3 separate regions of the Homo sapiens genome follow, and all the other regions are linked to region 2. Evidence: chromatin loops called from intact Hi-C (ENCODE). Cell type or tissue: PC-9. All regions are shown on one strand.

The links. A loop is a pair of places that touch in the nucleus more often than their neighbours do. Peaks named below come from ENCODE experiments on the same cell type or tissue, not always from the same donor. Only the 100,000 strongest peaks of a DNase experiment are listed, where the experiment ranks them.
Region 1: it touches region 2 in a loop (3-fold over the local background); 5 of 110 quality-filtered maps call a loop at or near these places.
Region 3: it touches region 2 in a loop (9-fold over the local background); 3 of 110 quality-filtered maps call a loop at or near these places.

The regions. Positions count from the first base shown.
Region 1 is chr3:171,045,215-171,053,214 of GRCh38, reverse strand. No RefSeq gene overlaps it. Among named protein-coding and RNA genes, the nearest start is that of SLC2A2, 22 kb to the right of the region's middle. RefSeq lists a silencer at 3,060-3,269. In PC-9, CTCF peaks have their summits at 2,981 and 3,182 (motif pointing left); DNase peaks (open chromatin) are centred at 3,194 and 7,654.
Region 2 is chr3:172,337,260-172,345,259 of GRCh38, reverse strand. FNDC3B (fibronectin type III domain containing 3B) reads right to left here. Exons shown (of 26, transcript NM_022763.4): 16 at 7,859-7,930; 17 at 4,029-4,147; 18 at 2,144-2,249; 19 at 1,002-1,174. Among named protein-coding and RNA genes, the nearest start is that of GHSR, 110 kb to the left of the region's middle. In PC-9, CTCF peaks have their summits at 3,375 and 3,582 (motif pointing right); a DNase peak (open chromatin) is centred at 3,589; H3K27ac peaks cover 1,520 bases.
Region 3 is chr3:171,562,443-171,570,442 of GRCh38, reverse strand. No RefSeq gene overlaps it. Among named protein-coding and RNA genes, the nearest start is that of TNIK, 110 kb to the right of the region's middle. In PC-9, CTCF peaks have their summits at 3,211 and 3,416 (motif pointing right); DNase peaks (open chromatin) are centred at 3,432 and 4,572.

The DNA of each region.
Region 1 (8,000 bases), 1.3 Mb after region 2:
TGTGCAGGGTCCAGCCTCCCTCCCAGCTGCTTTCATGGGCTGGCATTGAGTGTCTGTGGCTTTTCCAGGCGCACAGTGCAATCTATTGGTTGATCTACCATTCTGGGGTCTGGAGGATGGTGGCCCTCTTCTCACAGCTCCACTAGGTGGTGCCCCAGTAAGGACTCTGTGGGGGCTCTGACCCCACATTTCCCTCCCACGCTGCCCTAGCAGAGGTTCTCCATGACAGCCGCACCCCTGCAGCAAACTTCTGCCTGGGCATCCAGGTGTTTCCTTATATCCTCTGAAATCTAGGTGGATTTCAAACCTCAACTGTTGACTTCTGTGTGCCCACAGGCTCAACACCACATGGAAGCTGCCAAGGCTTGGGGCTTCCAACCTCTGAAGTAACAGCCCAAGCTGTACTTTGGCCTCTTTTAGTCACAAGACGAAGGGCACCAAGTCCCTAGACTGCACACAGCAGAGGGACCCTTGGCCTGGCCCACAAAACTATATTTTCCTCCTAAATCTCTGGGCCTGTGATAAGAAGGGCTGCCCCAAAGGTCTCTGACATGCCCTGGAGACATTTTCCCCATTGTCTTGGGGATTGACATTTGGCTTCTCATTACTTAGGCAAATTTCTGCAGCGGGCTTGAATTTCTCCTCAGAAAATGGGATTTTCTTTTCTATTGCATTGTCAGGCTGCAAATTTTCTGAACATCTATGCTCTGTTTCCTTTTAAAACTCAATGCCTTTAACAGCACCCATGTCATCTCTTGAATGCTTTGCTGCTTAGCCAAATACCCTAAATCATCTCAGTCAAATTCAAAGTTCCACAAATCTCTAGGACAGGGGCAAAATGCTGCCAGTCTCTTTGCTAAAACAACAAGTCACCTTTGTTCCAGTTCCCAACAAGTTCCTCATCTCCATCTGAGACCACCTCAGCCTGGATTTCATTGTCCATATCATTATCAGCATTTTGGTCAAAGCCATTCAACAAGTATCTAGGAAGTTCCAAACTTTCCCACATGTTCCTGTCTTCTGAGCCCCTCCAAACTGTGCCAACCTCTGCCTGTTACCCAATTCCAAACTCACTTCCACATTTTGGGGTATCTTTTCAGCAGTACCCCACTCTACTGGTACCAATTTATTCTATTAGTCCATTTTTACGCTGCTGATAAAGACATACACAAGACTGGGCAATTTACAAAAGAAAGAAGTTTATTGGACTTACAGTTCCAGATGGCTAGGGAGGCCTCACAATCATAGCAGAAGGCAAAAGGCACATCTCACGTGGCAGCAGACAAGAGAAGAGAGCTTGTGCAGGGAAACTCCCATTTTAAAACCATCAGATTTTGTGAGACTTATTCACTATCAAAAGAACAGTACAAAAAAGACCTGTCCCCATGATTCAATCACCTCCCATCAGGTCCCTCCCACAACACATGGGAATTCAAGATGAGACTTGGGTGGGGACACAGCCAAACCATATCAGTGGTGGAGACTTCAGTTTTCTTGTTGAAATTTTTCCTAGCTAGTAACATCTAAAAATATATGGTAACAACTGCTGTAGAGAACTTTTACAAAAGTCCAGACCTTATTTCAGTATAGAAATATACTGCCCATCTCAAAAATTGATAGGAAAAAACCCAAGAGCATCACCCAGCACTGGAAACAAAGCAGACACCCTGCCTAATGTCCATGATTTATATTTATTTTGCTGGCTTCATCAAGTAAGTGGAATTTAAGAAAGCTCTATAGGCTTTAGTGCCATCACAGTGGATATGCTGTGAAACAGACGACACAGCGAAACTCAGAAGTCATAAGCTAACTGCATCCTAGTCACCTCATTTACCAAAAGAATTCATTCCCAATTTTTAAAAGTATGATGAGTTCACCTCCTATCTACCTCAGAAACAGAAAAGCAACAAAAAGTTTAGTAACAGTTTTAAATAAAGCTGCATTTTATAAGCCACATTCATTTTTAAAATAATTACTATACATATGAATCATTTATTTAGGCTACAAACAATGCCTGGTATACAGATGGGGTGTTGGACCTCTTGATATATCACCCAATCCCTGGTCTTAGACCATGGTTTGGAAAATTTTTAACTGTCAATATTTTCCCTGAGAATCCCCTTTTTGTTTTGGTTGTGTTTTATGGCAACGTTTTAATGTGGATAACATGTTAATGGTCATTGTTTCAGCTCATTTTAATATGGCTGCCCTTATCACCTTTAGATGTCAGAGAATTCAATATCATCATCGTATTTTTTTTTTTACCTGTTTATATGCCATCTTATTTTTTAAAACATTTGAGGCAGCTATAATCTGGCTTCTGAGGAGCCACTAAAGCAGTATGTACTATCTACGTGAAGGAAAGCAAAGTAGCCATTTATCTATCAGCTGTCTATTCTATAACAGGCCTCATACTGGATGCTGAGGCAGAAAGAGGTGATGGAGAAACGATCTCCCTAGGTTGCAGGGGACATGAGGAAGGCAGGAGACATGAACAGAGATAATGACAAAGAACAGAGTCAGTCATTTGATAGAGGATTTCAAGGATTGCATGGGACAAAAATGAAGGGATATGGCCTTCATAAGACATTGGGAGAGGAAAAAAAAGAGAGAGGCTTTCCAGCCTGAGGGAGAGACTTGAACAATGGCACAGAGGAGTGGAAGAGCATGTGGGTACAGAAATGGGAAATCATTCAATATGGCTAGAGAAAGTGCTAGTGGAGCAGGAAATTTGACTACATGAATGTTGTCAAAAGACAACATTACAACAAATTTAGTTTAAAGATCTTAATTGGCTTTCATTATCAGTTTTAGAATTGGGCAGCCCTCACTCAAGACCAGAACAGGTTCAAAGAACTCTGGGCCTGCAAACTGGTCAGATGACATTATGGACAGAAAACAACAGTGACAGCTTACCAAGTGTTTTTCCTTACTTGAATCAGCTGGTGGCCAATCAGTTGAAATTAAACTGCTGTGATTGCCTAAGATTCAGCCACGTGTTACAAGAGTATATTCCTAAGATAGGCCTTCAGTCAATCTATGTACAAAACCAGGTTTCAGTTTGCCATGTAAAGCCTCAAGCACAGAGGTATCCTCAGGCTTAAACTCAATTGAACAACGTATAGCATTCTCTCTTGACTCCTATGCCCAACCTCCTGACATATGCCACAGGGCTTTCCTGATTCAGCCGGGCCTGACCTCTGGTGGGCAACGTTTGTAACACCATTTGTTAGGAATGGCCAAAATTACCATATGTTGGTATGGTAGCTCCCCACCTCACCCCCACTCCCCAACTTCTTTCCCCGTGAGTGAATCATTTCGTGCATATAATTCTGGACATCTTTTTAGTTGCTTCCTGTAGAACTAATCCTTCAAATGTCCTTACTGAACCTCGGCTTTGATGCATGAAGCTATTGTGTGGTCCTACTAACCTAAACTTTTCTGATCATACGAATCACCTGAGTGCTTGTTACTAAGGCAAACTTCTCGACCATCCCCATCCTGCTGTGAGCAGGAATGTCATTTTGATGCCCACAGTCCTAGACAACCCGCAATCACAAATTTGAAGGAAGACTACACGTCTGGAGTTTTTCCTTCTGCTCTGAACAATTCTGCATTTTTCCAGCCTATATAGACATCAAAAGTGTGTCCAAACAACCACCTCTTTCTCATGTTGTACAGGCATCTTAGTGGCCATCGTTTGTCCCAAGTAGTGCTTTTAGAAGAAAGGCTAGAGTCTGCTGGACCAGCCACTGGGGCCATCTGGCCCACTGACTTTGCTCCTCATCTACACTTAAACCTCCTGGATGGGCTTCATCCTGCGGGGCACACCCCTCCTGGCAGCTGGGAGCTCTGCTGTCCATCACAGGCCTGAGTTTCCTCAGAGATTCTATACTGCAACATGTTACCTCTGCTCAGAAGACTGCTAAGGACACATGACACCTACTTGCTCTTGTAGGCAGATCATTTTCTTCTTTTTTTCTTGAAATATCTTTAAAAAAAAAAAAAAACCTCCCTGAAAGGCACATTTTATTGCTATCATTTCTGCCTTATTTTCATATACTTTGCTTACTTATATTGCTTTTAACTGTTTTTCTTTTTTCATGTTTACCCCCTTTTGATTTTCAAACATTTATTTTTACCATCCTTTTTATTGTCTCTTAGTCTTAGGTTGAGATAAAATTTATTACTACTTATTTACTAACACTTATTTTTTATACATGTCTTCTTCTGATTTCTTTTGGCTTAGCTATTTACTGTTTTGCACTTGCTTTTGCCTTTCTCTCTTATTTGATAGCTGTCAATTCCTACTTCTTTGTGACTTTGAATTCTTCATACTTCACTTTCCTTATTCTTTGAGTATTTTATGCTTAAATTTCTCAACTCACCTTTGTATGTTACCTGTTTTTAACCCTTTTCCTCTTTTTATTCACATTTTATCTATAAGTTTTTGTTGTTGTTGTTGTTGTTGTTGTTGTTGTTTTTGAGACGGAGTTTCGCCCTTAGACCCAGACTGGAGTGAAGCAGCACGATCTTGGCTCACTGCAACCTCCGTCCCCCGGGTTCAAGCGATTCTCCTGCCTCAGCCTCCTGAGTAGCTGGGATTACAGGCACTTGCCACCATGCCCGGCTAATTTTTGTAGAGACGGGGCTTTGCCATGTTGGCCAGGCTGCTCTCAAACTCCTGACCTCAGGCGATCCACCCACCTCTGCCTCCCAAAGTGCTAGGATCACAGGCATGAGCCACCGCACCCACCCTATCTATAAGTTTTTAATCTATACTTAAGTTCTTTTTTACTCTTAAGTTTTTGGTTTGTTTCATTGGTTTTATCTATTCCTTGCATGTTCTAATTATGCTTTAATCAGGTATGCTAATTATTTTTCATCATATTTTAAATTTTTTCTCCCTAATTTTAATTTTAATTTAGAGCTCATCCTGTTTAACTGCTTCCTTTTATGAATGGAGACATGGAGACTAGGAGAGAAATAACTTGCTCAAGAACTTGGGTTGGGGAGTTGTGGAATCTAAATAAGAAGCCGGCTCTTTTGATTACCAGTCTAGTGTTTTTTCTACTGAACTACTCCAATAATAATGACTGGATGAAGAATAATGACTCTTCTTTGAAATAAAGAAAACCTGAATAGCATCTCACCAAAGAGCATTTAGTCCCTAAGACATTAAAATCAAGGGTGTAAATGTCAGTGACAGCACCCTGGGAAAGGCTGTTCCTTGGCCTTTAACTAAAAGAAAAGGTGAAAATAAAGTGAAAAAGAGAAAGTTAAGAAGTGGGACATTATTCCTGAAATATATGGAAGAATAAAATCTTAAGTCAGAGCTTGATGACCCTAAACAAATCGCTCTCCAAGCATCTGTTTTCTTCTTTCTAAAGTAGGGGTAATGAGATCATTCCTGCCTGCCTCACAATTGTGCTGTGTTTCCAGATCAGATCTTTGTAAACTTCGTACATAGTTGTTCTTATAATATGCCCATAAAATCCAAGGGAAAGTTTAGAAAATACTTACGTAAAAAGAATATCATTGTTAGTTTTAAAACAAGCTTGTCCCACCTGCAGCCCCGAATGGCTTCGAATGCCGCCCAACACAAATTCATAAACTTTCTTAAAACATTATTTTTTTTTTTGCGATTTTTTTTTTAGCTCATCAGCTATCATTAGTGTATATTATGTGTGGCCCAAGACAATTATTCTTCCAATGTGGCCCAGGGAAGCCAAAAGATTGGACACCCCTGTTTAACTAATGTACAATATATATCTAGAGAGAAAAATAGATTATAGATATAGATATACACCCATACACTTGTTGCCTATGCCACTCTCAACACTCATAATCATACTGTCCCTTCTTCCCCTTTTTAAAAAGCCAAATTACTTTTTATTGGCTGTCTGTTGTTTGATGCATATTTCCATCTGGTACTTTTGTGTTTATATTCCTATTATATACATTTTGACCTGTATTGAACTGCTTCCTTAAGCTTTAATGGTTAAAAAAAAGCAATATATAAATCAATATATATAATCTATAAATCAATATAACTGTACCTCAATGAAAGAACACCCATCTTTAGACTCAAATTTAGCCTAACCTATCAAGTTTCTGTGGCAAAGCCATGGTTTCTTCCCTAACCTGTTTATTCGTCCTACATTCCCACTAACATTCCAACTATAGCCCTAGCGGGAGTTAACAATGACAATCAGACAAAACATTACCTTGTGCATCTGGCATTTGAGATGCTTTTCTATTTCATTACCCAATAAACTTTTCAAACAACAATCTTTCAGTGCTTTGGCATCTGGAGCAGTTATCTCCTTGTCAGAGCTGGCTCTGCAGTAGCAAATTAATGGATTATAATGCTACGTGAATTTTCACTTAGCAAGAAATCTGTAAGGACACTGCATGAGTTAGGTTGGGTGCTCTGTCAAGGGAACGAAAGATCAGGTATGCTTTAATGTTAGGGCTGTGTCCTGGCTGGGGCTATAATCACCACAGATGAACTAGAATAGAATGTCACTACAGATACTTACCTATGGGAACACTCAGAATTTTTTTTTTTTTTTTGAGACAGAGTCTCGCTCTGTCGCCCAGGCTGGAGTGCAGGGGCGCAATCTCAGCTCACTGCAAGCTCCGCCTCCCGGGTTCACGCCATTCTCCTGCCTCAGCTTCCCGAGTAGCTGGGACTACAGGCGCCTGCCACCACGCCGGACTAACTTTTTATATTTTTAGTAGAGATGGGGTTTCACCATGTTAGCCAGGATGGTCTCGATCTCCTGACCTCGTGATCCGCCCGCCTCGGCCTCCCAAAGTGCTGGGATTACAGGCGTGAGCCACTGCGCCCGGCCTAGAATATTTCTTTTTCTTTGCCCTTTAGCATAAAGCCACAGACCTACCCCCTTACCCTTGCTGTGTTCTTTTACTATCCTGAAAGCACAACATTGCATATCTACAAGGAACTTAGAGCGCTCAGAGACCACAGCCCCAAGTGGCCTTCATTTTTTTTTTTTTTTTTTTTTTTTTTTGAAACGGAGTTTCACTCTGTTGCCCAGGCTGGAGTGCAGTGGCACAGTCTCGGCTCACTGCAAGCTCCGCCTCCAGGGTTCACGCCATTCTCCTGCCTCAGCCTCCCGAGTAGCTGGGACTACAGGTGCCCACTACCACGCCTGGCTAATTTTTTTTTTTGTATTTTTAGTAGAGATGGGGTTTCACCGTATTAGCCAGGATAGTCTCCATCTCCTGACGTCGTGATCCGCCCGTCTCGGCATCCCAAAGTACTGGGATTACAGGCATGAGCCACCGCGCCTGGCCAATTTTTTACTCTAATTTGAATCACTGAAAAAAAGGAAAGGACTGCTTCCTCTCCCCACCATCCACCACAAAGTACTTGATCAAATCCACTTGCTCTGCTCCAACAGAGGAGGTGACTTTAAGGTGTAAGGGAGAGGGAAATTCTATTTTGTCTTACTTTTACTAGTCTTGCCACTGACTCTCAATGTCTCTGAAAAGAGCCAGAATGCCTGAGTCAACAACTTGTCCACCACCGAGTTGCACCATCTGCTTGTTACAGTACATTCCTGGAACTCCTCTGTGTCTGACAAACAGCTAACACAAGAATCGCTTCTCCCTGACACTGCTTCTTTTATTGGTGACCTATTGGTCAACAACATGGACCAACATTGTTTGTTAAACCTCAACAATAACCTCATGATCTTCGATCCCACTTTTTATGTCAACTTCATAAGCCTCCCTCAGCACCCTGCAAATCAGCAGTAACTGGTATAGAAGGCAGTGGTGGAAAATAGCACAAACACTATCTGAAAATGATTAACCCACAGACATTAAAGACACACAAACTCAGAAAGATGACCTGCAGAGCACTTGTGGTCATTTCGGCACATTTGATTGAAAAATGGTTAGAGGCCGGGCGTGGTGGTTCATGCCTGTAATCCCAGCACTTCGGGAGGCCGAGGCAGGCGGATCACGAGGTC
Region 2 (8,000 bases):
CATAGGCGTTAATGTTCAGACTTTTTTGTTTTCACTTAAGTATCATTGTTGTGTCTGAAATTCTTTTCTATTGGAGAATTAGGAGAAATCCAGTTTTGGGCACTCTGCCTAAGGAATAGCCCTTCTTTTATTCCTTTACTTTCTTAATAAACTTGCTTTCACTTAAAACAAAAAGTCACTGCAAGTTGGGCTGTCTTATTTTTTTAAAAAATCATCAATTAATTAATTCTATTTATTTGCATGGAGCCCATCTACACAAACCACTGGCACTTTGGACGGGGCATTTAGCTGGCTTTACCCACACGCTTCTGCCCTTTTATGCTTCATCAATCTCTGAGCCCACCCAAAAGCCTCACAGTTACTGGGACTCCCACTGCTCATTATTCATCTCCCCCTAAATCCACATCATTTGGCAATTTCAAAGAAAAAAAGGACAACAACCTTTATGGATATAACATAGACATATATATTCTCAATTTTTGATAGCTCAACTTGACAACTCCAAATGGAGCAATAGAAGGAGAGAGTCCTGTAGTTTTCACGTGAAACAAAACAAAAACAAGCTGGTGTCCCTGGCCACTACCCTTCTCTAGTTGTAAAAACTGACCTAAGATGTTGCTGGTTCATTTAGACAAGACAGTATAAAACTTTTATTAGAACTATTATCTAATCCTAATTTCCCTGAACTGATAAAGTCAATAGAATAGGAAATTTTCCAAAAACTGTCGAAAATATCTACAGGGTGATATCCTTATTAACCTTGAGTGCTGTCTTCATAGAATGATATGAGGACAAAAGAAACAGAAAACTTCTAATGCTGGGTCTATATGAAATCACAACAATATCAACTCAGAATTAAGATTTACAGACACTGCATTAATGGTTGTCAAGGTTGCATCAAGACTGTCAAAAATTTCAGGAGGCTAGAGACAGAAGTGCTAGCACTTTGGGTTCTGATTATGCATTCTGATTCTGGTTATGGTGTATGGGCTTATACTCACCCCTCCATCATTCAGAGCCCTCACCCGGAAGCGATACACGGTTCCAGGAAGCAGGTTGCCGACGGTGCACTCCAGCTCTGGGCCATGGTACACTTCCGAGGCTACGTCTTCGGGCTCCGTCATCTCCACGCTGTACTCTGAGACCTCACAGCCACTTTCCGATGCAGGAACATCTGGGAATGAAGAATTTTTTTCATCTTAGAACACTTTGTGCTTCCAGTTGACCAAAGTGCACCAGATTTCACACAAGTTGAGCAAAATATCACATAGGTGGCCGGCCTCAGTATCTCCCTTACAAAAGAATCCATGCCCACCAAAAAAGAGATATAAAAATAAAAGTTTCTGAATGATGTTATCCATACTCTCCAAAGCGGGTCCACTGAAGTTTATTTAATTACATTGATAAAATAATCCCAAAATTATAGGAACATTAGATATATTTCTTCATATTCTAATGCTAGGTAAATGGAAGAAAAAGAGGGAAGAAAAATCTCTTTAATTGGAAACCAAAGGTCATGCTAAATCAAAATACAGGACCCCAAATTGGCACAATTTATTATACTTTAGACATAAGTGGTAGGAAAAAATAGTCTGCTAGAGAGTTCTGTACATTTGTACTTGTAATTATACATGTTGTAAACTGCTGGACACAACAGGAAACGCTAATACAGCTTAAATCAATGCTGTAAAAACATCAGGACCCACACAGGACAATGCAGCAGAGGTGGTTGCAAACAAAGACGAGAAAGAATTCCATGTGATCTTATAAACCATTCTTTGGTTTAAATTCTAAATGGAGCACAAAATTTTTTTCCCATGAATAAAGTTGAAAACTTTCTGAAAAAGACTGGCTGTTCTTGAAATACTCCCTAGAAATGTGTCCCCTGAAGTGCGGGGGATAAACCATGTGTGTGGCACCATCAGGAAGAGGAAGGTGAGGGACAGTGTTGCGGGTGTGGATGGGGGGAATGACACACATAAAAAACCTGGGTCAACATACTTCAAGAAGAATATGGACATCCTCAACAGACAAAAACGTATATGGTCTTTAGAAGAAAGCTTTGAAACTTAACTACAAAGCATAAGTCTTCATCTCCAATTGTCCAAATTGTCAATGTCAATGTGAAGGTTAGTTCACTCACCCCACTCTAAGTGGACTTCTTTGTGCTTTGGTCTACCCAAAACCCTCGGTGGTCGACATTGACCTGGTGCAATGCTTAGTGTGCGAACAGGGAGACTTTCAGAACACTGCAGGAGAAACACCAGAGAGAACCATCTCTTAGTTACTGTGAATTTATCAGACCTCTACATATCAGGCAAATTCCACCCCATAACTGCAAATGTTACCGAAAAGGGGTTACACACTAAATGTGTGCACATTATGGTATGCTTTTAATGTAATTAAGATCTTCATATAAATTTATGTGTGTGTGTTTTAAGGGTGGCTATAGACTTCATATGGCACTGGGAAAAACAAGAATGATTATTTTTGAAGTTAGATTAGCAGACATGAGTACTGTATATCCTAAGCACACAATTCTTTTCCTTCAAATCAAAATTAGAAAGACCCTTCATGAGGACAGAAGAGAACACAAAACGACAGCTGGATGAAATTTTAAAATGGTACCATAAATGGCCAACCACTCACATACAGAGCAGAAAAGCAAATAAACTCAATATTAATCAATTGATTCTGACATCAACCAGCAGGTACTGTTAATGCTAAAATAAGCAGTCCTTTATTTTGCAGGATCTGGTTGCGTAAGGCTAGTGGTATGGAAGCTGACCTACTTCCTGAGACGGGAGAAAATCAGGTAGAGCTATACAGCTCAGCCACATTCAGTTTTCTTCCTGAGAAGTGGCACAGAGGAAATGAACTCTATGCATTTGAGCAGTTCAGCCTCAGTGCCACCTTGTGTAGTGCCTCACACATAGGAAGGACCACTGATAATCTCAGCTTTGATTTGGATTTACTCCACCTGGGAGGCATTCCAGACAGCTTCGGCACTGTATAAAGATGGTCCAGCTGGACCTTCTCCTCACAGGCAGTGTCTACATGGGCAGTCTAGATGCCCTAGTACCATCCTTGGGGGCAAAAGAAAGTAAACACAAAAACTGATGTTGCAAGTGGGTTGACTAGAAAAGTTAGGCCTTCAAATGGCAGGTATTCTCTTGAAAAGTCAACCCAGCACAGGGCTGTAAGCCACCATCTCTCCTTCTCTTTCATTTTAAATGTTTAGTGGTTTCAAATCATAATGTTAAATATCTCTACAGTGAAAGTATCTTTTGGCATCTCGTTTCTCATTCACTTTTCTGAGTGTAAGTTAAAACCATTTAGATAACAATTATTTCTAGAGTACTCCATGTATATTTATTAGGTTGTTTTGCGCCTATGAGAGTACTATGTGGTTGAAACTAAGGCTCCTGACATGTTAACAGGTTAGTCTAAAGTCATATAAATAGTAGAAACAAAAGAATGGATGCTGCCTACAGATGTGTACGTTGGGTACCACACAACTTCAGGAGGTGCCACTCAGCTCAGTCATCATGGATTTATATTGTTTTTGCAACAACTTTCCAGCAGATGGCAGTAAAGTACCTTGAGGAAGGTATGTCTCAAATTCTTAAAATTGATAGATGTGGTAACAGCAGTGCTGTGCAGGTCTTATCTTTTTACTCTAAAATCTATAGTTTTTTAATCATTGCAATAACCGAGGTCTCCTTTATTTAGTCAATGCAAATTCCAGACAATTTTCAACTGTCACAGGTGATTATGTCAAAGCCTTCTGAGAAATGAGTGAGTGACAAATGTACCCGAAAATACCACAATTCAGTAGGGAATCATTTAGGCCTATCTTATACCTCTAAACAGCAATTCAGAAAGCTCTATTTTTCATTTCCTGACATGATACTATTAGGTTGCATTACCAAGATACATTGTTTAAACTGCAATTTGCTTCTGATGTTATAGACAGTTTGTCCGAATTTGATCAATGAGGTTTACTTTCATATGGAAACAAAACCAACCTGGCTGTGTCCGCCGGTACTGATGCAGCATGCTCGGAGTTTGTACAAAGTGCCTGGTTTCAAGTGGGTGAAGGTGTATTCGGTAGCCGACCCACTGTAGGCCACTTCCCACTGATTCGCTGTAAAACAAGACTTATGCATGACTTTATGCCTCTTGTAAAAATGTAGCATATCAGCCATTGCTGACAAGAAAAAGCTCTATGTTTTCATGAAAACCAACATCTTCTTTTTCTTTTTAAATAGCCAGAAAGCTCTTCCTTTTTCTTTTACAAAGTTAAATACCAAAATAACATTGAGTCATTTTTAATACTTAGTGTTGCTGGCTAGACTACCTATTATCACCACAATTACATTTGCTATGAGGTTTGGATGTGGGAAACCATAATGAAACGTGCCGCTGGCATGGAGGGAGTGGTAGGAGACACAGAACAGGGGTGGGCAAGCTATCAAATGCTCCTGGTGTGAGGAGGCCTCAGGGGCAGCCAGGCACGGGGCTACTTCTTGGCCACGAGGCTTCTGGCAAGTCTGGGGTGGTACGCAAGAATTTCTCCCTGTTCTTATCTGCCTAGAGGTCAAAGGAAGTGAAATCCTCTTTTAAAAACTGGGTCTTTTGACTGCCTTCATGGAGCTCCACTTAAAAGACAAAAATTACAGGCGGTGGCTCACGCCTGTAATCCCAGCACTTTAGGAGGCCGAGGTGGGTGGATCACCTGAGGTCAGGAGTTTGAGACCAGTCTGGCCAACCTGGCGAAACCTTGTCTCTACTAAAAATACAAAAATTAGCTGGGCATGGTGGTGGGCACCTGTAATCACAGCTACTTGGGAGGCTGAGGCAAGAGAATCACTTGAACCCAGGAGGCAGAGGTTGCAGTGAGCCGAGATTGCGCCGTTGCACACCAGCCTGGGCGACAGAGTGAAACTCTCTCAAAAAAAAAAAAAAAAAAAGACAAAAATGCCTACGGGGGTGACAAATTAAAGACCAAATGTGGCATGACCCAAGTGATCTGACCGCTTTGTGGAACTGAAGAGAGAAACGGTCACCAGGAGTCTGGGTGCCCCCCAAGGCTGATGCCGTCAGAAGCAAGGGCACCCAGGGCTGCCTCAGCCGCCTGCCTGACTCACAATTCCAGGCCACTGGGAGGCTCTTCACTCCTCTGTTTTATTCCCACTCACGCTGTGTTTCCAGTTGACCACTTTACAAAAGCCTTTTACTACATGAAGTTGTTTTAGGGGAAATGCTTTTTCTATTCCCTGGTATTTTAACTAGAGTAACTTCCACAAATTCCCCCAGCGGCTTATTAGTTTAGATTCACAACAGAGTCGCATGCACTAAGGCCATATGAAGAAAGGCAATAGCAAAGGCAATTATCCTGATATTACAGGTCAAAAAAACCTGTACTGAAAAGGTGACTGGGAGCAAGGATTACTGAAAAGATTCAATCACTCACTCAGCCATGCAGTCACAAAGTTGTTAACTGGAAGTCCAGAAGGGCCCCTACTTTTGATTTGTCATCAGTAGCTAAAGGGAGCCATGAGAATTCAAAACATACTTAAATATTCACAACGAGCCACTGGCATATACATGACTTCTAACCTAGTTGGGTTTTTCTAATGAAGAAAAGCTAAACCAGGTTTTTTGTTTGTTTGTTTGTTTTTTGTTTTTTCTTCCGAGACAGAGTCTTACTCTGTCGCCCAGGCTTAAGTGCAGTGGTGCGATCTCGGCTCACTGCGACCTCCGACTCCTGGGTTCCAACGACTCTCCTGCCTCTGCCTCTCAAGTAGCTGGAATTACAGGCACATGCCACCACACCCAGCTAATTTTTGTATTTTTTCTAGCAGAGACGGGTTTCACCATGTTGGCCAGGCTGGTCTCGAACTCCTGACCTCGTGATCCACCCATCTCGCCTCCTAAAGTGCTGGGATTACAGGTGTGAGCCACCATGCCCAGCAGTTCTAAACCAGGTTTTTAACCACAAAATATGATTTTATGTTTAGAACAGCTGTGCTCATCTCAAAAGAATTCTCATGTTTTCAGCTTAAAATAGGAACCAACAGACTTAAAAAAATTCCAGGTGGTTCTCATGGTACAGAATAAAAAGCCAGCCACACATCAGCACTGCTTGCTTGTAAAAGTTTTATCAATGCTCTCTGTTTTTGGCATTAGCATGTGCCATTTAAAAAAAAATTTAATGGTGGGCCGGGCGCGGTGGCTCACACCTGTAATCCCAGCACTTTGGAAGACCGAGGTGGGTGGATCACGAGGTCAGGAGATCGAGACTATCCTGGGTAAAACGGTGAAACCCCGTCTCTACTAAAAATTCAAAAAAAATTAGCCGGCCTAGTGGTGGGCGTCTGTAGTCCCAGCTACTCCGGAGGCTGAGGCGGGAGAATGGCATGAACCCAGGAGGCGGAGCTTGCAGTGAGCCGAGATCACGCCACTGCACTCTGTCGCCTGGGCGACAGAGCGAGACTCCGTCTCAAAAAACAAAACAAAACAAAACAAAACAAAACCTTAATAGTTAGAGAGATTATTACAGTGGTGAGATGATATGTCATTTAAAAAGTTTTGAAGACTATACTTTTCTCTATTAAAGTCTAATGAATTTTATTAGAAAGAAAACCTTAGAATTTTTAAAAAGGCACTAAGGAATTTTATTTCTAACATTTGTCCCATGTTAATCCACCCAGTATGAATAGTAACAAAAACCTGAAGCAAAATGACAATGAAGTTGGAAAGACATTTTCTAAACTTGTTATAAAAGTGTGATTCTTGTCACTAGCCCACAATACTATATACTGTTTAATCATGCATGGGAATTTGTAGATTACTGAACCTACCCCTTTTCACTATCTCCACCTTCCCCTTCCTGCCTCTGATACTCTCTTTGCTTATAAGAATTTTTTTTTTTTTTTTTTTTTGAGACAGAGTCTCACTCTGTCACCAGGCTGGAGTGCAGTGGTGCAATCTCAGCTCACTGCAACCTCCGCCTGCTGGGTTCAAGCAATTCTTCTGCCTCAGCCTCCCAAGTAGCTGGGACTACAGGTGCCTGCCACCACACCCAGCTAATTTTTGTATTTTTAGTAGAGACGGGGTTTCACCATGTTGGCCAGGATGGTCTTGATCTCTTGACCACCCACCTCAGCCTCCCAAAGTGCTGGGATTACAGCGTGAGCCACCACTCTCGGCTGCTTATAAGAATTTCCAGAAAACATATGGCAAGTTAGGAGATGAAAATACCAAATTTATCTGATTAATTAGGAACCCTAGTTCATAAAAAGACATGGAAGCTGAGTGTGGTGATTCATGTCTATAGTCCCAGCACTTTGGGAGGCCAAGGTGGAGGGTTGCTTGAGGCCAGGAGTTTGAGACCAGCCTAGATAACATAGTGAGACCCCATCACTATGAAAAATGTATTCTTCCTCATCTTCTGTGGCAGAAGAGTCACTTAAGCCCAGGAGTTTGAGACTGCAATGGGCCATGTTTGTGCCACTGCCCTCCAGCCTGTGTGACAGAGATCGTATCTCAAAAAACAAAACAAAAACAAACCAAACCAAAGAAACAAAAACAAAAGATAAACAAAACAAAACACCAATGAAAAAGATACAGAAAAATTGTTAAATAACACAAATGTAAGTTTCAAGTAGACTCTGATCTCTGGTGCTGTGTTTGAAATAGAAAAACTGCCAATATGTGACTAAAGTTTGTTTATTGTAATAATAATTCTATCTTTAGAATTAATGATTACTCACTATTACTATAAAGACATTTACTATATTAGAAAACAGAGCTTGCTATTGGATTTGAATAAAACAATTGCCAAAAACTTCACCTTCAGAATTTCCATCAGTAATCTCTAGCAAGTACTTGAGGATTTCTGAACCACCATTGTCCTTAGGGGGATCTGGAAAATAACCAAATGTCTTATTAGCAATAAAAGGATATTGATTTTTATTGGTAAACATCATCAGGAC
Region 3 (8,000 bases), 770 kb after region 2:
GTCCCACTCCCAGTCTTCTGACATTTGAGGAGGATGGGTATAAAAAGAAGAAGAGCTTTTTCAGAGTGGGTGGCACGAGGTAGCATTAATTAGCTAAAACAAAAATCAGAGCACGTTTCTTTCCCAACCCTATATAAATCAGTGGAAAACCTGTTGTGTTAGTGCTCCCAAACAATCCGACTATCAATTTTAGATATAGTATATGCTCCTGTTTCTGTAGAAAATTTAACTTTCTATCAATTGTTCAGAAAAAATGTGACCATGAAGACCTGATAGTCCTTAGATTAAGGTTCTCCCAGTCTTTTTTTCAACTAACCCTATAAAACAGCCATCTATGTCAGCCGCCTATTGTCAGAGTAATGCCGCTTGACAATTTCAAAATCCAGCAGCTTTCAACAGCAATCCCTTATTCTTGCTTGCGTATCTGTGGGTTGGCTAGAGGTCAGCTGATCTAGGCTGAGCGTGATTCCAGAACTGTTTCATGTGGCGTCTCTCTTCCTCCTCCTCAGACCACCAGGCTGACCAGAGTATTTTCTTCTCATAACAACGGCAGAAACAAAGACAGCAACTGAAAACACAAATGCTTCTTAAGGATTAAGCCTGGAACTGGTACATGGTCACTCTGCTCGCATCCTATTGGCCACAGGAAGCAAAATATTCAAACCCAACATCAATGCCTCTAGTGGAGGAATTCAAAAGCCACATGGTAATGGCTGTGCCTACAAGGCTATAAAAATTGGAGCCAATAAGTCAGTATACCAAAATGTCTAACATGGTTGCTATTCCCTTACAGTATATAGCACCAAGTCAATAGTTATCTGGTTTGCTCTAAGATATCTGTAGCACTCTGAACTCATCTGTATTTCTTTGTTTGCATTCTTCTGGTGACAAACAAGCACATCTAATAACTGCTCCTTCCTCAGATTCTGGTTTTCCTCAACAGAAAGATTTCTGGAACTCATTCTGACTTCAGCCTTCTTAATATACTGCTTGGGTGAATATAAAAGCAGTTCATGGAAGATTCATCTGCCCTGCACCAGATGAAGTAGGAGCCTTCAGTTTTATGGGGGGGGGGGGGGGGAGAAATTCCCTGATTTAAATATTTTTAAACATGCTGTTTTATTATTTTAGATATGATGGCTTTGTTGAATCTCTGATATATTTTCTTGCAACAGAATATGTATCTCATTCCTTTGTTTTCCCAGAGGCTTAATACAGCTCTGGCCATGTGTTCCTAACTACAAATCAAGGTAGATATGCTGACAAGGAGACTTTTTAAAATTGGCAATTACTGCATTTGACATATTGTCTATTACTGATCATTTGTATTCTTCATATTTCCTCTCACAAGGTATTAAATTTTGATTAAACCCAAGGACCTCTGACTGTCATCCATTAATAGGGAGAATTCTGTAGAGTCCTAGACAACATTTTTATATGCAAAATGAGTTAGTAACCTATCATGCTGATTGGTCCAGTGTGGATCCCCCTAAGTCCTAACCACTCCCTTGAGATTAGCACTAAATCTTTCCACCAGCCTACAACATTCTGGGTGACAAGCAATATTTTTTAATGAGGTTCCACTTACACAAACATTTTTATCATCTCTGAAGAAAATTTATACTTCTTTTTGCCAGAATCTCAGGCCAGAAACATCCAATGAAATGATGTAAAAGGTTCTCAGGAATAACAGAAGTCAATGTCACTGTTCCTGGGTTTGTCAAGCACAATCCAATCTTACAAAAATAACATCAGAACTCACTGTGTGCCAGGCCATATGCTAAGTGCTTTCCATAAAGCATCTTAGCAAATCCTCACAACAGCCTTGTGAGATAGGTACCATGGCCTCCAGGGATACTGATGAGAACTTTGACCTTGCAGTCCTTATAGATATTAACAGAGCCTGGATTTGGACTCAAATGCATCTGACCACATAGTTTATTTTTCACTTTGAAATGTCCCCTTCACCTCTATCTTCATGATGGGGAGAGATCATAATGGTACTTCAATCTCCAACCTCAGATGTGTTACCAAGGTCTGCATCGGCTACATATTGTATTGATCCAACATTAAGAAACACCTTAAAAACTGTCATCAAATACTGCTAAACTATCAGAGCAAATCCTGAATAATTTTCCCCATGCTTCTTCTGTGTCTCTGGAAGAATACGATACCAAGAACTCCTTGGTTCCTGGGTACACATTGAATCCGGGGCCCAGGACCCAGATGCCTTTCCCTTAGGCATCTCCTGATTGTTTATTCTATTTTTTTCTCCTCAATACACATAATTCATATAATCACCCTTCTTCCACATGTTTTATTCACTTCCCTGTTTACTAATTAAAGTTTCTTACTTAGAAAAACAACTTCCATGCAAATATTCATAGCAATATTTTTCAAAATAGCAAAAAACTGGAAACAACCTAAATGTTCATCAACTGGTGAATGGACAAATATAATTGGTATATCAATACAAGGGAGTACTACTCAGCAATCAAAACGAATGAAATACTGATAAATGCTGCAACTCAGATAAACCTCAAAAATATTATGCTAAGTGAAGAAGCCAGATGCAAAAAAACCCCACACATTTTATTATTCCATTTATATGAAATTCCAAGAAAAAGCACATCTATGCAGACAGAAAAAACTCTGGTGACTTCATGGGGCTGGGTGAGAATGGGGATTAACTGTAAAAAAGAGAGACTCTTGGCTGGCACAGTGGTTCATGAGTGTAATCCCAGCACTTTGGAAAGCCAACACAAGAGGATCGCCTGAGGTCAGGAGTTCAAGACCAGCCTGGCCAACATGGCGAAACCCTGTCTCTACTGAAAAATACAAAAATTAGCCAGGCGTGGTGGCAGGTGCCTGTAATACCAGCTACTAGCTGTAATACTAGCTACTCAAGAGGCTGAGGCAGGAGAATTGCTTGAACCCGGGAGGTGGAGGTTGCAGTGAGCCGAGATCATGCCACTTCACTCCATCCTGGGTGACAGAGCAAGACCCTGTCTCAAAAAAAAAAAAAAAAAGAATCTTGTTGGGGGGATAAAAATGTTCTAAAACTGGACTATGGGGATGGTTGCACAACTCAGTAAATTCACCAAAAACTATTGAACTGCACACTTTAAATTAGTTAATTTTAGAGTATATAAACTGTACCTAAATAAAGTTTAAAAAATAATCCATGGATAATAATTTTTGATCACATAAAAAACTGATCAAATTCTTTGGACAGTAAGCCAGCGGAAAAATTGATTTTTTATCAGTACACTAAAGGTAGAAATTCCTACCTCAAAGACAATTATTTGGATATCAAATCAGATATTAAAATTTAAGTGTTTTGAAAACTGAAAAACGGTTAATTGATGAAAGATTCCTTAGGTTCAGTGGTGAATGGAAATTATCTCATTCTGTCCTCTAGGTGGTGCTAGAATCTAAAAATGAGCAGCCTCACGGTAAATGCGGCAGCTTTGTACAAAATTACCTTTCTTTAATAGGTGACATCCCTAAAGGGAGTTCTCAGTCCAATTGTCTTTTAGTCCAGAGCCTTCTCCTGAATTAACCTCAGGATAACAGACATCCAACTTCAGTTCCAGTCTTCCAGCTATACTGATAATTTTTTAATTTTTAATTTTGTGTAGCTTCCTCTTTGTCCTGTTGAGCCATTCATCATCCATTTCTTTCCACTTTTATGAAAACTGTAGTTTCCATCAAAATTTACCCTTCTTTTTAATTGCATTTTCAATACTCTTAGTACTTAAGTGGGGATGAGGGAGTTGATTTGTCAGGCCATTTGTAAAATCAAAGGAAAGCCAAATATTGGGAGGCCAAGGCAGGCGGATCACTTGAGGCCAGGAGTTTGAGAGCAGCCTGGGCAACATCGCAAAACCCTGTCTCTACTAAAAATACAAAAAATCAGCCAGGCGTGGTGGCACATACCTGTAGTCCCAGCTACTCAAGAGGCTAAGGTAGAAAAATTGCTTGAACCTGGGAGGTGGAGGTTGGAGTGAGCCGAGATCATGCCACTGCACTCCAGCCTGGGTGACAGAGTGAGACCCTGTCTCAAAAAACAAACAAACACCCAAACATAGCAAACAATGGCCACATCAGTGAAGAAATTCAGCTGAAGTTCCCCTGCCTGCTCCTGCCATCTGTTAGTGGTAGGAACAGCTGATGTGCTATTACTTTGCTATGTGATGTCCAGTTTTATATATATGAAAGTTCATGCATAAAAAGTTGTAATAAGAGCTTTGATATCATGTTCAGGAGTTCAATGTGAGCCTAGCCCTATTTCTGTACCAAAAACCCCATAGATTTACAGACTGTCTTTTTGCCCTTTATCTGATGGTTTCCAAAAGCATTTGGATCAAGCAGGACAGCCAAGAGTCCACAGCACAAAGCATACTGGCCCTGCTGTACAGCAAGAACATAAAGTGTTATTATCTGAGCCCCTGGGCTTCCATATTAAGCTAATGAGTGGCAGGGCTGGTCCCTCAAGGGAGTAGGAAACTTGAAGTTTGTGTCTCATGATATGTCTTGCAAAAGGAAGCTTACAGAAGCAGCATGCAAACATGCACTGAAGAGTTGTGCAAACAGACAGCTCATTACTGAAAATTCCTCACTGGCGAAAGTAATTTTGCACAAGGGGAAGGGTTTGAAAAACAGCTCTTGCCTCCTGAAGCCCTTTCTGTGGTGGAAACAAATCAGCTTTTAAAATACAATACCATAGTGGCTTTAAAAAGTGGTATTTAAGCAGCATGAAAATAGCCTACGAGAAATTAATGCAAAATCAATTCAGGCACATAATTTACATCTGCTGTGTTACCCAGAATGGCTCTCTTCTATAACTGGAAATCTATGGACCTAATTCTGGGATGACTGGAAGGAGTTTTATATCTTTTGGGATGTAGCCAAACAATCTGTCACCAGGAGGAAAATCTTGTAACCCTTAAGGGCCAGCAGAAGCTAGGGTCCTGTTGTTAGAACAAACATACACTTAAAATTAACAGCCAACAAAATAGGTGGTGTTCACAGGTCTAGACCTTTAAATCCAGCCCTGTGCCCAAACCTGCAGTCTTTCCACACTCATCAGGCTCTGTCCTTCCTAAATATAGTTCATGAGCTGTTTCTGCATTGAGAGTTGACAGTGAATGTCTGGAGGAGACACAATCAACACAATCAAACTCATTGCTGTGCTGGACCTGGCATCCTGGCTTCTCACTGAATCAGTGGGCAAACAGAAGTCCCGCAGTGGGTCTTCCTCTCTATTTCCCATCCCTGCGCTGGGTATGATGCTGATTCAGTTCATCAAAACCATGTGAGTTAATTTGCACAAAGTACACTTCAAGTTCCCAGTTTTGAAAGTCATTATAACGAAAGAGAACAAGAAGGAGCATCCCAGGAGTGGGAGGGGAACGAGAAAAAGATGACCTCAGGAAGTCTTGGGAAGTTGTTAGAGTTTCAATAAAAGGGAATTTCAAGGAATAGGAAGTTGGTAAGCGTGTCAAATGCCACAGGGAAGATGAGTAAGATAAGGACTCCATGTGCCCATTAGGCCCAGCCTTGAGGGCAGCACTTGGGGATGCAGTTGTGTGGAGTGAGAGGGGAAGTCGGGGGTTGAGTGATGAGACAAACAGACAAAGGTGCCTGGCTGCCTTCTCTTGTAAAGAGAGATGGGAGGGACATTGCCATGTGGAGGCAATAAATAGGAGAGAAGTTTTTTTATACTGCAAACTTTTTAAAATAATACTGCCTGCCTGTATCCAGTGCTGAAATCATAGACCGGGAATTCTTATCTTGACTGAGGCACCATCTTCCTGTGAATGGAGTCATAGTAGGTTTTCGATACATATTTGTAGGAAGAAGTGAATCTGCAATCTTGGAACTGGTTATATGCAGCTTATGTTGAAAGCAGGAATACTTTTTAATCAGGTTGAAAGATTTCCACTCTCTTCTTTTTTAAGGTTTTGCAGGTCTCAGTTGTGTGACCTGGGACTAGTTGCTTCACTTCTCTATGCCTCAACTTCTTCATGTATAAAAGTGTAAAAGTGCATAGTGTATGTACATATAAGAGTGCATATGGCGGGGCGCAGTGGCTCACACCTGTAATCCGAACACTTTGGGAGGCCGAGGTGGGCGGATCACGAGGTCAGGAGTTTGAGACCAGCCTGACCAACATGGTGAAACCATGTCTCTACTAAAAAAACACAAAAATTAGCCAGGCATGGTGGTGTGGGTGTAATCCCAGCTATTCAGGAGACTGAGGCAGGAGAATTGCTTGAACCTGGGAGGTGGAGGTTGCAGTGAGCTGAGATCGCACCAGTGTACTCCAGCCTGAGTGACAGAGCGAGACTCCGTCTCAAAAGAAAAAAAAAAAAAGAGCGCATAGTTCAGATTAAGCAGATTACACTATTTGTTATTATTATTATTACTTGTTATCCTGGACCAATGGGAGACAAGTATTATCTGTACTATAAATCTAAATAACTTGGAAAATATTTTTGTACAAGGGGAACAGTTTAAAAAACAGCTCTTCCCTCCTGAGGGCCTTCCTGCGGTGAAAACAAATTGGCTTTTAAAATGTAACACCATAAAACATCTTTTAAAATGCCAAATACAATACCAAACAAGTTTTTTAAAAATAAAATGAATCTGACAGCGATGGCTTGCCTAATTGTGCTTGTGAAGGAAAGAAACCACAGCACCATGTCAGGGTCACAGCAGCCCACCTGTACCAGGGCTGTGTGGCTCTGGAGGATGGAGTGGGGAGACAGCTCACCTGTACCAGGGCCACTATGGCTCTGGAGGGCCAGTGGGGAGACAGCCACCATGCTGCAGGAGAGGCCCAGAGGGAGGGCCTGGGTGTGTGCAAGCCCAGAATAGGCCTCTGGTAGCACTCCAGGAAATCTTGACCAACTCCACGGCAGGATCTTGTCAGTGTTCTTGCACCGTGAGGATCCGGGCAAACCCCCAGGGGGAGCCTCCAGGCTGCATGCCTCTGTCACAGTGAGTGACGAGTCCTCTCACCTGTACCCATGATGAGGTGAACTGAGGGAGTTTCTTGGGAAGTACCCTAAAATGAGACAGAGCGGTAATCTTACAGAAGCAGGCTCTGTCCGTGGCATAGAGGCAGGGGTGCTCAGAGGTTACTGCCCTGCCTCGAGAATCAGGTGGGTCTGGTTTGAAATTGTGGCCTCATCACTTAGCTTGGGCGAATCACTCAACTTCTGACCCTCAGCTACTCATCCGCCAAATGTAGTTAATAATAAGGCCTGCCTCCATGTACACCTACGTAATAAACCTGCACGTTCTGCACAGAACTTAAAATTAAAAATCCCAGCACTTTGGGAGGCCTAGGCGGGCAGACCACGAGGTCAGGAGATAGAGACCATCCTGGCCAACACGGTGAAACCCCATCTCTACTAAAAATACAAAAAAAATAGCTGGGCGTAGTGGCGCGTGCCTGTAATCCCAGCTACTCAGAAGGCTGAGGCATGAGAATTGCTTGAACCCGGGAGGCGGAGGTTGTAGTGAGCCAAGATTGAGCCACTGCACTCCAGCCTGGCAATAGAGCAAGACTCCATCAAAAAAATAAATAAATAAAATAAAAAATAAGAAGAAGGAGAAGGAGAAGGAGGACGAGGAGAAGGAGAAGAAAAGAAGAAGAAGAAGAAGAAGAAGAAGAAGAAGAAGAAGAAGAAGAAGAAGAAGAAGAAGAAGGAAGAAGAAGGAAGAAGAAGGAAGAAGAAGGAAGAAGAAGAAGAAGAAGAAAGCAGAAGAAGAAGAAGAGAAGAAGAAGAAAGAAGAAGAAGAGAAGAAAAGAAGAAGAAGAGAAGAAGAAAAGAAGAAGAAAAGAAGAAGAAAGAAGAAGAAGAAGAAAAGAAGAAGAAGAAGGAAGAAGAAGAAGAAGAAGAAAGAAGAAGAAGAAGAAGAAGAAGAAGAAGAAGAAGAAGAAGAAGAAGAAGAAGAAGAAGAAGAAGAAGAAAAGAAGAAAAGAAGAA